2 separate regions of the Homo sapiens genome follow, and region 1 is linked to region 2. Evidence: chromatin loops called from intact Hi-C (ENCODE). Cell type or tissue: PC-3. All regions are shown on one strand.

What was found. Peaks named below come from ENCODE experiments on the same cell type or tissue, not always from the same donor. Only the 100,000 strongest peaks of a DNase experiment are listed, where the experiment ranks them.
Region 1: it touches region 2 in a loop (8-fold over the local background); 8 of 110 quality-filtered maps call a loop at or near these places.

The regions. Positions count from the first base shown.
Region 1 is chr6:17,810,720-17,818,719 of GRCh38, forward strand. It overlaps KIF13A (kinesin family member 13A), which reads right to left. Exons shown (of 39, transcript NM_022113.6): 17 at 6,301-6,514. Among named protein-coding and RNA genes, the nearest start is that of NUP153-AS1, 110 kb to the left of the region's middle. RefSeq lists an enhancer at 4,659-4,953. In PC-3, CTCF peaks have their summits at 4,804 (motif pointing left) and 6,831 (motif pointing right); a DNase peak (open chromatin) is centred at 4,802.
Region 2 is chr6:18,500,140-18,508,139 of GRCh38, forward strand. LOC105374955 (a long non-coding RNA gene) reads left to right here. Exons shown (of 4, transcript XR_926549.3): 2 at 526-667. Among named protein-coding and RNA genes, the nearest start is that of MIR548A1HG, 19 kb to the right of the region's middle. In PC-3, a CTCF peak has its summit at 4,037 (motif pointing left); a DNase peak (open chromatin) is centred at 4,012; H3K4me3 peaks cover 521 bases; H3K27ac peaks cover 552 bases.

The DNA of each region.
Region 1 (8,000 bases), 690 kb before region 2:
ATAGATCATCAGGCTTCAGACTCTTATAAGGAACATGCAACCTAGATCTCTCGCATGTACAGTTCATAATAGGGTTTGTGCTCCTGTGAGAATCTAATGCCACTGCTGATCTGACAGGAGGTGGAGCTCAGGCAGTAATGCAAGTGATGGGGAGCAGCTGTAGACACAGATGAAGCTTCGCTTGCTGGCCCACTATTCACCTCCTGCTGTGCAGCCTGGTTCCTAACAGGCCACGGACCCGTACCAGTTTGTGGTCTGGGGATTGGGGACCCCTGTTCTAGACTACACGAAACAGTTCTTTTGCAGTCTCCCAAATACATCTTAATTCTCTTCCATTGCTTCTCATCTGTTCATGCCAATCTGCCCACCCAAAATGTCCTTCTTACTTTCTCTCTGCTGGTCAAACTCTACCTCTCAAATGCACTTGAAATCAATCCTTCTCCCTGAAAACCTCTGTAGAAGACTCAGCTTCATTAAGTCTCATCTTCCACTGAACAACCAACAAGCTTACTGTGCAGTCTGTCCACTTAGCGATTACATGCTTTTCACTTCAATACATTCACACAATCAATGCATACAATATTTACTAAATACCTACCAGGTGACCACATCATTCTAGGCACTAGGGATACTTCAAAGGATTCCCTGTCCCTTGCAACTCATTTTCCAGGGTAGGAAATAGAAAACAAACAAATAACTATTAATATATAATCCTAACGTTTCCTATTGTTGAATGAAACTGTTCTTTAATTTTCTATGACTTAATTTTTCCACAAATTTATATCTTGTTTCATACTACATTCTAAGTGTACAAAGAGAATAAACGACATCTGTGGCTTTCTTTGTAATTCTCACCAGCGTTTAAATTTACTTGATTCTCAACCCATCAACATTCATGTAGGTAAGAGTCCTTCATTATTTCACAACCCATCAACAATTTACTTAGGTAAGAGTTCCAGCTTCTTATATAACCACATACAATTAATGACATCTTACTTTTATCCAGTGAAACCTGACAAAATCAATAATGCAACTATTCTTGTCTTTGAATGACATTCCCAAAATATCTCATCTTTTTTTTTCTTCCTTCCTTCCTTCCTTCTCTCCCTCCCTTTTTCTTTCTTTCCTTCTCTCTCTCTCTTTTTCTTGGAGATAGGGTCTCCCTGTGTTGCCCAGGCTGCAGTGCAGTGGCTATTCAGAGGCATGATCACAGTGCACTACAGCTTGAAACTCCTGGGCGCAGGTGATCCTCCTGCCTCAGCCTCTGGAGTAGCTGAGACTATAGGCATGTGCCACTGTACCCGACTTCTACACTTTTCCTTTCTTTTAAGAATTTAAGCCCCAAAGAAAATCAATCTGGAATTAAGGGAAATCAAAAAAATATTTTTAACTATTTAACTGAAAAACACTATGGTTAAAAGCAAACCACCTTCTTTATCAGATACTTTTGTTTTTTAAAATTTAAATATTTTGACTTATTTTAGGTTCAGGGGTACATGCACAGGTTTGTTATACAGGTCAACTCATGACTAAGGGGTTTGATGTATGGATTATTTCATTACCCGGGTAGTAAGCATAGTACTTGGCAGGTTTTTGTTTTTTTTTCCTGAGCCTCTCCCTCCTCCTCCCACAGGCCCCAGTGTCTGTTGTTCCCCTTTCTGTCCATCGGTTCCCATGATTTAGCTCTCACTTATTAGTGAGAACACGCGGTATCTGGTGTTCTGTTCCTGCATTCGTTTTCTAAGAATGATGGCCGCCAGTTCCATCCATGTTCCTGCAAAGGACACGATCTTGTTGTTTTTCATGGCTGCATAGTATTCCATGGTGTACATGTACCACGTTTTCTTTATCCAGTCTATCGTTGGACATTTAGGTTGATTCCATGTCTTTCCTATTGTGAATAGCACTGCAATGAATATACATGTGCATGTGTCTTTATGGTAGAACAACTTATATTTCTTTGGGTACATACCCAATAGTGAGATGGCTGGGTGAAATGATAGTTCTGTTTTTAGCTCTTTAAAAAATTGCCGCATTGCTTTCCACAATGATTGAATTAATTTACACTCTCACCAACAGTGTATAAGGGTTCCCTTTTCTTCGCAACTTTGCCAGAATCTGTTATTTTTTGACTTTTTAATAATAGCCATTCTGACTGGTGTGAGATGGTATCTCATTGTGGTTTTGATTTGCATTTCCCTAGTCATTGGTGATAATGAACACTTCTTAATATGCTTTGTTGGCCACATGTATGTCTTCTTTTGAAGACACTTTTGCTTTTATCTTTTATATTGTTTAGTAAATAGAAAGGATATCAATGGGTACAATTATATCAGTTATCCTCAACAGCTAGCTGTTGCTTGGCGTGAAGCCACCAGCTCATAGTAAATGTGTAAAAGGCAGCTCTTCAGAAAAAGGACCATCTGATAACTTTTGTCTGTTTCTTCCAGGTACAATAAAGTATAAAAAGTAACATAACATCTGGTGCAGTGGCTCACGCTTATAATCCCAACACTTTGGGAGGCTGAGGCGGGCGGATCACCTGAGGTCAGGGGTTCGAGACCAGCCTGGCCAACATGGTGAAACCTCATCTCTACTAAAAATACAAAAATTAGCCAGGTATTGTGGTGGGCACTTGTAATCCCAGCTACTTGGGAGGCAGAGGTAGGAGAATCGCTTGAACCTGGGAGATGGAGGTTGCAGTGAGCGGATATCATGCCATTGCACTCCAGCCTTGCACTCTAGCCTGGGCAAGAAGAGTGAAACTCCATCTCAGAAAAAAGAGTAATATAAGTATGATAAATCTTCCTATTTCAGTATCCAGACAGATGAGCAGGTAGCTCCTGGGGAAAATATAATTGACTCTCTTCTCTTCATTTAACATTAACAAGTGCGTGACTGTTGCGAGCCTTGCGCTGCAGGGCAGGGTTCCCTTTTCTCCTCTTGGGAGTCACCTTCCCCGGGTGTGGCCTGTGTTCTGCATCTCATTGCTAGTGAGAGCTGCAGTGTGTGTGTGAGTTACAGGAAGAGCTCTACAGTCAGAATGCCACGGCTCTGATCCCATCGCCCAATTTACCAGCTAACTGACCATCTGGGTAAATCATTTAACCTCTCAGCCTGAGTTTCCTTATGTGTAAAGGCAGTAGCAGTTGTGAGGATTAGAGGAATACAGGAACAGCAATTAGTACCTGGTACATGGTATAAATGGTCTATAGATGTAAGGTGCTGCTTTTTTTTTTTTTTTTTTTTTTGAGATGGAGTCTTGCTCTGTTGCCCAGGCTGGAGTGCAGTGGCATGATCTCAGCTCACTGCAAGCTCCGCCTCCCAGGTTCACGCCATTCTCCTGCCTCAGTCCCCCGAGTAGCTGGGACTACAGGCGCCCGCCACCACGCCCGGCTAATTTTTGTATTTTTAGTAGAGATGGGGTTTCACCTTGTTAGCCAGGATGGTCTTGATCTCCTGACCTCGTGATCTGCCCGCCTTGGCCTCCCAAAGTGCTGGGATTACAGGCATGAGCTACAGTGCCCGGCTTTTTTTTTTTTTTTTTTTGAGACAGTCTTGCTCTGTCACCCAGGCTAGAGTGCAGTGGCGTGATCTCAGATCACTGCAACCTCTGCCTCCCGGGTTCAAGCAATTCTTCTGCCTCAACCTCCCGAGTAGCTGGGATTATAGGTGCCCACGACCGCACCTGACTTATTTTTGTATTTTTAGTACAGACGGGGTTTCACCATCTTGGCCAGGCTGGTCTTGAACTCCTGACCTCATGATCCACCCGCCTCGGCCTCCCAAAGTGCTGGGATTACAGGCGTGAGCCACCGCGCCCAGCCAGGTGTTGCTTTTATTAGTACTATTAATTATTATAACACAGGTGTTATTAGGAGACTGCAGAGAAAACTGGGTTCAAACTCTGTTTTTTTCACTTCCTAGATGGTTGATTAAGGCAGGATATTTAAACTGATTGCCTGACCTATAAGACAGGGATAATAGTTCCTATGGCATACTGCTGCTGGGATGTTAAATAAAAGACTGGACTATGGCAAGAACACAACTGAAGTCTTCAATAGCCTATTGTCCTTATTATGGTAGTGGTGATTATTATTATTACCATTTCCTCCACTGTAGGGTCCAGCCCCACTGGGTCTGTGGATTTTTCTCCTCGTGTGTGGAGATGAGAGATCATAGAAATAAAGACACAAGACAAAGAGATAGAAGAAAAGACAGCTGGGCCCGGGGGACCACTACCACCTAGACGCAGAGACCGGTAGTGGCCCCGAATGCCTGGCTGCACTGTTATTTATTGGATACAAGAAAAGGGGGCAGGGGAAAGAGTGTGAGCCATCACCAATGACAGGAAGGTCACGCAAGTCATGTGTCCACTGGACAAGGGTCCCTTCCCTGTTTGGCAGCCAAGGCGGAGACAGAGAGAGGACAGCTTACACCATTATTTCTTCTATGTATTTCAAAGACTTTAAGTACTTTCGCTAATCCTGTTACTGCTATCGAGAAGGCAGAGCCAGGCGTACAGGGTGGAACATGAAAGCAGACCAGGAGAGTGACCACTGAAGCACAGCATCACAGGGAGACAGGCCTCTGGATGGCTGCGGGCGGGCCTGACTCATGTCAGGCCTTCCACAAGAGGTGGTGGAGCAGAGTCTTCTCTAACTCCCCCGGGAAAAGGGAGACTCCCTTTCCCAGTCTGCTAAGTAACTAGTGCCTTCCCCAGGCACTGACGCTACTGCTAGACCAAGGCCCGCTAGGTAATGGGCGCCTTCTCAGGCACTGGCCTTACCACTAGACCAGGGAGCCCTCTAGTGGCCCTGTTTGGGAGTAACAGAGGGCTTACACTTGTCTTCTGGTCACTTCTCACTGTGTCCCTTCAGCTCCTATCTCTGTATGGCTGGTTTTTCCCAGGTGATAACTGTAGAACAAAGATTATTATAATATTGGAATAAAGAGTAATGCTACAAACTAATGATTAATGATATTCATATATAATCATATCTATAATCTATTTCTAGTATAACTATTCTTATTCTATATATTAGCTTTATTATACTGGAACAGCTTGTGCCCTTGGTCTCTTGCCTTGGCACCTGGGTGGCTTGCCACCCACACTCTACCACTTTCTCCTTTGAGAGTTCTGATATAAGTATTTTAAAGTCATAAATCTTTTCTTTTAGTCAGGTTCTTTTTTTTTTTTTTTTTGAGACAAAGTCTCCCTCTTGTCACCCAGGCTGGAGTGCAATGGCGCGATCTTGGCTTACTGTAACCATTGCCTCCTGGGTTCAAGCGATTCTCCTGCCTCAGCCTCCCAAGTAGCTGGGATTACAGGCGCCTGCCACCATGCGCTGCTATTTTTTCTTTTTTTTCTGTATTTTTAGTAGAGACAGGGTTTCACCATGTTGGCCAGGCTGGTCTGGAACTCCTGACCTCAGGCGATCCGCTGCCTTGGCCTCCCAAAGTGCTGGGATTACAGGCCTGAGCCACCGCACCTGGCCTGAGTCAGGTCAGGTTCTTCCTGTCACCCAGGCTGGAGTGTGGTGGCATGATCGCAGCTCACTAAAGCCTTGATCTCTGGGGCTCAAGTGACCCTCCCTCCTAAGCCTCCCAAGTAGCTGGGATTATAGGCACCAGCTACCATGCCTGGCTAATTTTTTATTTTTTGTAGAGACAAGGTCTCGTTATGTTGCTCAGGCTGGTCTTAAACTCCTGGGCTCAAGCGATCCTCCCAGTGACCTTATAGGCATGCACCACCACGCCTGGGTAATTTTTACTTTTTGTAGAGACAAGGTCTCACTATGTTGCCTGGGCTGGATTCAAACTCCTGGGCTTAAGTGATCCTCCCGCCTCAGCCTCCCCAAGTGCTAGGATTACAGGTGTGAGCCACTGCACCCAGCTATAAATCTTAAACTTTCACATTTAGTAGATTAATCAGCACTGAAGTTGTATTTAAATAGATTCAAAAGTATGAGAAATAAGAAAAAAATGCTTTTGTGTTAAAGAAATTATTCAAACTTTCTAAATTTCAATACATACCTGTCTAACCCTTGCAACTTGGCACCATTTTTATTGAAGGGTAAATGGTTTGGGGGTAGGAGGGGTCTTTAACAGCTAACATTATAGTAAACATACTTAGGGTGGACAATATTTGTGAAAGGAAAAGCTAATTGGCAATATCACGTATGGGATTAAGAGTTCTCTTGTTGCTAGGTTTGTCCCTGACATGTCTCAAAAACCCCTCCCTCAAAGACCCACGGCCTTGGGGCCTTGACTCTGGGCTGCCCCCGCTGCAGTTCTTACCTCTCTTCTGCCCACTGGGTCACCTTCTGCTGCGCTGTCTGGCTGCTGTAGGCCAGGCGGTCAGGGCCGCTACTCTGTGGCTGCCTGTCGGGGGAGAGCTGCTGGCGGAGTTGCTCCAGTTCCCGCTCATACATGAGCCGCTGCTCCTCTAGGGCACTTCTCTTTTCTTCTAGGTATTGTTTCTCCAGGACCTGAACCACATTTTGAACTGGGTCTAGTGAGCCAAGAGACAAGGCAAGGTGTCTTAGTGGCGGCTAAAACAAGCATTCATGCCAGGCACTGCAGCCTGTGGGAGGCTTCCTCTAGCAAGGAATCTAGCCAGTCAATACGCTTTTTGTGAGAGGCCTGAGGGGCCACATCAGGGAAATCCTCTCAAATTCCTTGTTACAGACATTGCAGATAAATGCCCTTTATAAGTATACATTCTCCACATCCTCTACGTTACTTTCTTCAATTTGATGAGCTCATCCTAACGTTTAGATAAATCATTAACCTACTACCAGCAGATGGGGGAAGAGAGAGGAATGTGATCTTATCCACTGGGAAGAAAAACTTCACGAAATCTAGGACAATTCCAAACACAGAAGCACATAAGATTTGATCTTTCTTTATGGTAATTCATTTCTATGTCCATTTAATATCAGTTTTGGTATACGACAAAGATTTATGACTTTCACCACAAATCCTATTACTATTGAATTTCTCTAAGTGGGAGGAAACTTACAGATCACAGCACATGTTTGAAAATATTGCTTAAGGATATGGTCTGGCAATTTCTCAGACTAGTATCTAAAAGGACAATTCACTTGCAAAAATAATAAAAACCTGTTTCTAACATCTCACGTGTACAGGCACAGAGCTCACCACCATGCACATGGGTGAAAAGGTATAGATGTACTAACAGATCTTGCTCCAATGAGCTACCATGATGGTTGTGGTATAGGTAAATCCTAATGGGCTGGGCAGGATATCAACTTGGTAATGACCAATAAGCTGGATACTGTGGAGAAAGATCAAGGCTCTGGGTCACATGTACAAAAGGAGAAAGTTACTGACATCACTAAGTGAGGACAGTGTAGGGAAGGAGAATGTTAGACAATCTCAATAGTAGAACAAGAAAATCATCATCACAGTTAATATTTCCCAGAACTATATTGGACTGAGAGATGCATTCTCAGACCAGCCTGGGACATGATTTTCTCCTTGTACATTCACACATTTGCCTGCTATTCAGTGCCATTTATGCTGTATTCCCACACATTGGCACTCAGTTTAATTTCCAGAAAAGAAGCTGAAAATTAAAGTGACTCAGGAGGAATTTTTATATTACCTGATGATTGCTATTGACTGGTTTTTCCAAGATACCCTAACAACTTGTAAAATACACATGTAAATTGTAATAATTTTCTATATTAGCATTAAGAGAAAAAGATAGCATGTTAGCTTCAAAAAATAAAGTTAAATAATTCAAAACAAAAAGAATCAATTTTTTTAAAATCACAAGAAAAGCTCAGTATAGATGAGTTGTTTTAATAAAAATGACAACCACAATGGCAACAATAACTCTACTAGCTCCTGGCTACATCGCAAGTAGAGGTTCTATCTGCTTTGCATGCATCACTTCATGAAAGCTTTGCAACAAGCCTAAGTGTGGATATCATCCCGATTTTAAAAATGAGGAAACGGGGGCTCAAAAAGGC
Region 2 (8,000 bases):
AGATATGAATAAAGCATTCAACCTAGAGTTTCATTTTGATTCAGACCAGCACTGTAATGAAAGTTTAATTTCCTTATCTGTCAAATAGAGCTAATCATGGTATCTGCCCAACCTCACAATTTTGGAACTAAACAATAAAGTAATAGATGCAAACCTATTTGATAGATTTAGAAAGTTTTATTTCTAATACTGTGGGGTATTGTTGTTTTTGTTTTTATGTAGTCCCAGTCATGAAAGATTGTATATGTGTGTATATATATGTACCTATACATATTTAAAGGTATATATGTATTTTAAAAATACCTAATTATATAAATATAACATATTTATAAATGTGTGTTATATATCAGGTATTTATATGTATACTGATAGGTACATTTATATACACAGAAATATATAAAATATATGTCTACATATACACATGTGTATGTATATGTATACAAGGTAGCCACTGGGCCTTTGGAAGCAAGGCCTTTGGAGCCTAAAGAGTGCTATGCCATGCACAGAGAAACCACTCAATCACAGGTGCTGATAATTCCCAGGACTACCACCAGCCTCGCCTTTGTGCTGACAAGACTTCCTGATACGTCCTCAAGGATGATCAAATGAACTTCATGACTTGTTTCTGTTTCTGCCCTTGGACGACTTCTGCGGAAATCATCTCTAGGTAAGGGATTGTTATAATTTAGGATCTTTGAGATGAAGGGCACCGCTTCATTGATTAGGGGGACACAAGATGGAAATAAAGATTTTATTACTTACAGGTACTGGAGGTTACACGTCATGCCCAGAGGGCACACACTGAAGGCAGGGAGCACACGAAGACAGAGAGAGAGAGAGGAATCCACGCACTAATGACTTTACTGGGTCCAGGGTGTTATCCAGGCAGGTCTCCAGTGGGAGTTTTACATGGTGGGTTTAGCGAGCAGGCATGAGTTCAGGAGGTCATGCTGCGATGAGCGGTGGTCGCTGTGACACATCTGCACAGTCTATGTGGGCTGTGGGAGTCAGCAGGGCCTGCCCAGCAGGCTATATCTAGCTGTCACTGGGCAGGGGGTCACCAGGAGGAAGTTGTATAAGGCAGATATCTAGATGGACCACACTGGGGGACTGGGTTTGGGAGTATAGAACTAGAAACTGCACCAAGAGTACCTAAGCCCTGCTTCTGGTATGAGAAAGTTAAATTTATATTCAAAATGCATGTTGAGGCAACATAGAATAAGAATTCACTTCAGGGATATAACCTGGAGGTTAGCATGGGGAATGGGATGCCCTGGAGAACCACGGCCACTTTCCCAGCTCTCAGACAAAAGCATTCACATGGATGTTATAGAGTTTCTTAGAAGGGCCACTGGCAGGAACGGCCCTCCCTGCGCCCCCGCGAAGCCCCCCTGGTGCCCCATGAGGAATGGCCCTTCTCAGTAGCTCTTTTCAATTCCTCTCCATCCCAGGTTACCTCTACGGCATTGAAATTCTCAGTGACAGAGAAGTTCTGGGCTCTTCATCCCTGTTTTGGGGCAGGGAATCTCTCTTTTGGCCTTGGGCTGTCCCTAGTAAGGAAGGAGCTCTAACAAGGCTTTTGTGTGTGTGTCAGAAGACGGCCCGCCCGGCAGGAGCACAGCAGCTCTGTTGTGGGCCCAAGAGGAAGCTCTGTAAGAACAGTCTAAGGGGAGGAACAGGGGTTGGTGGACGTGCTGCTAAGTCACATTAGGGGATTCCAGTAAACACAGGAAAAGAATGTGGTGGTTCCCCTTCTTGCACAACAGCCTAGAATGCACTTTCCATACAGTGCATCCTCAGGAAGGATTAAGAAATAAGGAATTAAGGACATGGTTTTAGGCCCTCATTTCTTTGCTTCTTAGAGCTCTTCTTTCCTCCCTTATCTTGGGGTTTTTCAAGGTATTCAAAGTCCAAGGTTGAAGCTGGGATTTAGGAAGGTCACTCTGGGTTTTGTTCAGCTCAAGGTACACCTTGTCTTAGGTATTCAAGGGAGTTCAAGAGAGGGCAGTGGCAATGGGCTGAGAGAACATCTACCTTCATCCTCATTCCCCTGTTGCCAGCAGCGAGATGACCAATGCTGGCTGTAGATATGGTTACCTTTGGTCCCCATGGAAGGTCTGCAGGCCTGGAGGTGCAGGTGTGGGACATCAGGGCACCCCCCTGGCACTACCATTTTGTTCTTCAGGGCTCCTTTTCCACAGCTTCTGGAAAGCTCTTAGTGTTAGAAGGGAATGGTCTTTGGACCACTGAGAGACAGAGGTCTGCATTGAAGTCTGAATCCTGCTTCTGGTTAGCCCTGGGACCTCAGGCCATTTCCGACATGTCATCCCCTCCCATTCCCCTGTTTACCTGTTGAATGGAAACACTCTGTCAATTATAAAGTATTACACAGAGTTAAAATATTATTGTTAAGATTTGGTGATTACATGGAGGTTAGCTTGATTTCTATTGAGCACATGTATATGTGGTGGGAGAAGAACTTCAACAGGGAGTTAAAGGTCAGAAAATGTAGTATATGTGCTGTGGAAGCGAGCACAAGTTCAGAAAATTTAAAAAGGCGGCTGCTGGCCAGGCGCGGTGACTCACGCCTGTAATCCTAGCACTTTGGGAGGCTGAGGCGGGTGGATCACATGAGGTCAGGAGTTTGAAACCAGCCTGGTCAACATGGTGAAACCCCGTCTCTACTAAAAATACAAAAATTAGCTGGGCATGGTGGCGGGCGCCTGTAATCCCACCTACTTGGGAAGCTGAGGCAGGAGAATCACTTGAACCCAGGAGGCAGAGGTTGCAATGAGCTGAGATTGTGCCACTGCACTCCAGCCTGGGCGACAGAGTAAGACTCTGTCTGAAAAAACAAAGATGCGGCTGCTGACAGGCATAGAGGGAAAAAAGAGCAGAGTGGATACTTTTCACAGAGTGTGATCAGTTATATAGACCAGAGGGAAGAAATTGGGGGACAGAAAGGGGGAAAAGCTATCTGGGCCTTAAGTTAAAATCTATGAGAGATGACTTTTTTAGTGGGAGGAGCTGGTGACTTAAAAACTCTCTCTGCCTACAGGGGCTCCCATTTGACTGTTAGAGACTTTTTCCTTTGGATGAAACATGGTTCTTTCACCACAATTCTCATTTAAAATATAGATATTTCTTGAAGGGGTAACATGTTAAGCTATCTGTTCCTTTTCCTGTTCATTTTCCTACTGACAGGGGCAGCCTGGGTAAAAGTGATGACACAGAATTATCTGGAAAGGGAAAATTGAAATCAGGATGTGGAACAGAGGACTTTAGAGACTCTTCTTCATCACTTTGCTTAGGTTTTAGTTTCACTGGGATTTGCTGAGAGGACAGGGAATGAGTGTCCCAGGGTGTCTGCCTGAGACTGGAATTGAGGAAGGGGTGAAATGTTAACCAGAGAGCTGGGAGGGCAAATCCCTGGTATCCAGAAGCTGAATAGCACTTCTGTTCCCTCACTGTATGCTATTGAGTGTGTTGGCCCAGCATGGTGGAAACACCGCATTCCCAGGCTGAGCACCTCATGCTTCTGCAGAGAAAATGCTTTTCCGCCTCAGCTTGTGTCACGCCAGATGCACTCTGATCTCAGAGGGAAATGTGTGCTACTGGTAATTAATAAATAACCTATCACAGTTTACAAAAACCTTTCAAATCCAGCACGGCATTTGGTTCTCATGTGTTCCTCTCAGGGTGCTAGATGAAATTCTGACTCTAATTCCTCTAGTAGATGAGGAAATGAGAACACGGAGTTTCTTAAGATTACTCACTTGGAAAGTCATGGAGTTACCCGGAAGCAATATGGCTCGCCCTTGCACCAAATCTCACTGTTGACAATGACGATGGTGGGTGCTTCTCTTACTAGAATATCAGTTTATTTCTCCAGCTCTTCTCTGAGGAAAATAATACCCCTGAGGACAAATTTGAGGCACTGTTATGTGAAATGCTGACTCCCTGAGAAGGAAGGGAACGTTGGAAGCCGAGAATGCTTGTGCAGTTCCTCTCATGCTGCAGTTTTCTGGTGCCATCTGCTGCTCTGTTCAAGTAATGGCAGACGAATGGCTCTTGGTTGAAGGAAGGCAATGGTTGTAGTGAAGTGCGTCTTTAGGGTAACAGAATTGAGTTTTTATCAAACTGGGGTGTGTGTAGGTCATTGTACTCATTTCAGTGGTTTATGAGGACTTTTTAAAAGTTGTCTTTTCCCAAAACACTAGGATTGCAAGGAAAGATCTGATGTGCAACTTATGGTATGCTATGCTATTAATTATATCAATGAATAGTTGCATGTTAAGAGAGATAGAGAGAAAGAACAATAATTCATTCCAAAGGAGGGAGCCCTCCAGTAGACTCTGAGCTATTTGAGGGTAAGAACCAACTTAGTTATCTTCGTACCACTAACCTACCAAGTGCCTGCCACCAGTTGTGGGCACCAGTGAAATATATGCTCATTCTGTCACTGATGGTACAATTTTGGGTACAGTGGCATATGCATGAGACTACGTACATCCGCCCTGGCCAGCAGTCTTCTCAGAACATGAGTGAGTTAGGGAATTCTTCTCTTATTTCCACAGAGGCAGGTAGCCTGAGCATGGGGGATATACACCTTTAAGAGACAAATACCAATCCAGTTCTTTACAAAGGACAGGGCTGGATTTTGTTTTTAGAGGCCAGTTAAGGAATGTGAAAAGATGACAGCATTTAATCCATAAAATGAAGAGAATGTGACATAATCCATTTGTAGGCCCCATTCTTAATATCCACAATTAGTATTAGAGACAGGGACTCTAGCCGAGGGATGGGGCAGGAATAGGTCCTAAGTTTAGGAAAGTTTCCAATGGGGCAGAGATTCCCAAGATATATCTCTTGCCTCTAATGAGAAGATACAGAAGGGAGACTTGGAAACAGTTTGTTCTTTGGACATCTTGCTCCTGCTAACCACCTGTGTAAGGCATCGCCAGGCGTCCCTAGCCCTAGATTTCACCCAGCTACTTCTTGTGGGCTGTGGGGAGGGTATGGAGCAGCATCTGCTAATGTGGAATCTAACATTCACGTAGAATGGCTTGAGGCCTTTCTGTTAGGAAGTGGGAGTATCTCCGAGGAGGCAGAGTCTACAAGCCTAAAATGAGAGTGAAGATATTTCCCCTTCATTTTATTTTTACACTTAATTCAGCAAACAGCTATGTGCATGAACAGGTGTGTGAGTTAAAATATGCCTTTACATGTGACTATTTAAAGGAAACTTAATTCTTTTGAAAAGCAAAGAATCTTTTTGCAAAGTAAATAATCATGACACAATTCAATTGATAATCTATGAGTTAGCTAGGATGTATTCATTAAAAGGTCTTTGTTGTTACCCACATTTTATATGTTTAAGGGAATATAGAAGGACATTTAGTCTTAGACCAATAAATGGATTAGCTGGTAAGTATTGAGGCAAAAATACATGTTCTTATTTATAAAATTATAAGATTATCTATACAAAATTATATAATATTAACATTATAAATATACATTATAAATTGGTTTCCAGATCAACTCTCCAAAATCAATTAAATCTATGATACAGATGAAATCATAACATTTGTAACTAAAACAAGTAAGAAGAATGCTGATAGAATGTTCAAAATTATAAAGGAGATAAAAATATTGAGTAGAAATATGTGTTTAGTTCTCGTTAAGATGTTTGAGTAAATGTTTGAGTATTAAAAACACAAGAAGAGATTTTTGTAAAGCTTGAAGAACTCCAAGAATTTGAGATGTTGGTGCCTTGATTCTTGTGGCTAATTCAATCTAAAACCGTGTAGCTTTCCTGTCTGGGTAGATATATATATTAGCTTTTACTTATGAATTAGGCAATTTCTCTCTCAGAATTGAAACAGAGGAAGTAAGGAGAGATTTCCCTGGACTTACTAGGTAAGATCTAGAAGACAAAGATGGAGGAATAGAGTTGGACAAAAATATGTATGGGTGTGATCTTGGTCTGTGAGTGATGACTGGCCTGTAAGTGGAAAAATTAAGAAAATCAGCTCATGAGAGTTTGCATACTTCCCTGATTCCTGAAAGAAGAGAATCTTTATCTGCTGGAGTTTCCATGTTGACTGACAGTCATATATGTTAAAAGGAGAACAACATTTTACATGTTTAATGACTTTTGGAAAGTCATTTGCAAAGTTTTTTTTTTTCTTCACACAGCAACATTATACAGTGGTTTGGGAAAGGAATTTCAATTCAGGAATTTTATTTAAAATCAAAATTCAATTGCCTTCCCTAAACTCCTTTAAAGTTGCTATTTTTTATTCTGATACCACCAGTGAAGGGCCTAACTCAGGCTTCTCAGGATGACATCCCAATAAAATCCCGTGGCAACCAAGCTCTTCGCGACAAGTACTCAGCCGCCTTTCTATCTCTGTGTGTGTCGAACAGGCAGACAGCCGTGAGTCATCAAATACACACTGGGGTCATTTGGGAGCTAATCTTTATAAAGATGAAAACTGCATCTGAATGTTTATTGTTGTCTTCACTTCAGTGCAAGATAAAGAAGCTCCGTCAAGTAACGCAGTGGGCCCTCAAAGTGTGGTCCTGGGACCAGCCATGTCAGCATCACTAGAAAACTTGTTAAAAAAGCAGTTCTCCAATGAGCACACATGGACACAGGGAGGGGAACTCACGCACTGGAGCCTGTCAGGGAGGCGGGTTGCGGAGGGAAAGGGAGAGCTCAAGATAAATAGCTAATGCATGCTGGGCTTAATACCTTAGGCAATGGTGAAGCGGCTACGTTACCTGGGGTATATATCCTGGGGTTCGTTGTGGTGCGCCAGGAAAATTTAGGACACAGACACACATGAGGAGTTTAGGAGCAGAGGTTTAATAGGCAGAAGAGAAAAGGAAGATAAACAGCTCTCTCTATAGGGAGAGGGGTCTCCGAGCGGAAAGGACCCAGCCAGCGGTAAATGTGCCAGGTTTTACAGTCAGATTTGAGGACGTGGTGTCTGATTTACATAGGACTCACAGATTGGCTCGATTAGGTACGATGTTTACATAGTGCATGGGGAAGGCTGGTTCCCCGCCCTAATCTTATTATGCAAATGGGCTTTCCAGTTCATTGGGGACATCCTGTCTGCTCCTCACTGTACACATGGCTGACAAAGAGAAGGGAAGATGGAGCTGCCATCTGAACATGTCTAGTCCCTAGTTCCTGCCAGGATTCACCCATGCAAGCTCCCAGCTTGCTTATTTATGTCTGCAGCTTGACTTTACAGGCTACTCTGTTAGAACATGATTTTGGGCTGCTTTTCATTAAAAAAAAAAAAAAGGTCTTACCGTGGACTCCCATAACCCTTACTATCTGCCTAAGTGATTTCTTCTTAACTCCTATATCAATGGGCTGACAGGTGCAGCAAACCACCATGGCACACGTTTACCTATGTAACAAACCTGCACATCCTGCACATGTATCCTGGAACTTAAAATTAAATTAAAAAATTAAAAAAAAAAAAGCAGTTCTTGGGCCCCATTCCAGACCTCTTGAATCAGAAACTTGGGAAGGAGGGTTCAGTAATCTGTGTTTTAATACATCCTCCTGGGGATTGTGATGCAAGCTCAGTATTGAGAACCACCGAGTAATGTGTGAATGAGGTCAGGAGAGCTAAAGAAGTAGGCTAAGGGGAGAAGTCAATTCAGGCTAATTCACTCCAAAACACCAACGTTATTATATATCTGAAAGAAAATTGAAAGGAATCTTAAGAATGATCTTCCTCAGGGTTAGGAAATAAACTAAACACAGCCTGAGGAACAGTGGGAAAGGATGGTGGATACTACCACCAATTTTCTCTTGGGGTTGAAGCTGGAAGTGTTAATCAGGTCTACCATACCTTATCTAAAATTTCAACGTCACCAAAGCTCTGGCAACTGAGAATTTTACTGTAAGTTTGGTACCAAAACTCATTGGTGGCAAAATCTAACCAGAGTTCATGTGAGGCTTTACATTCATCATA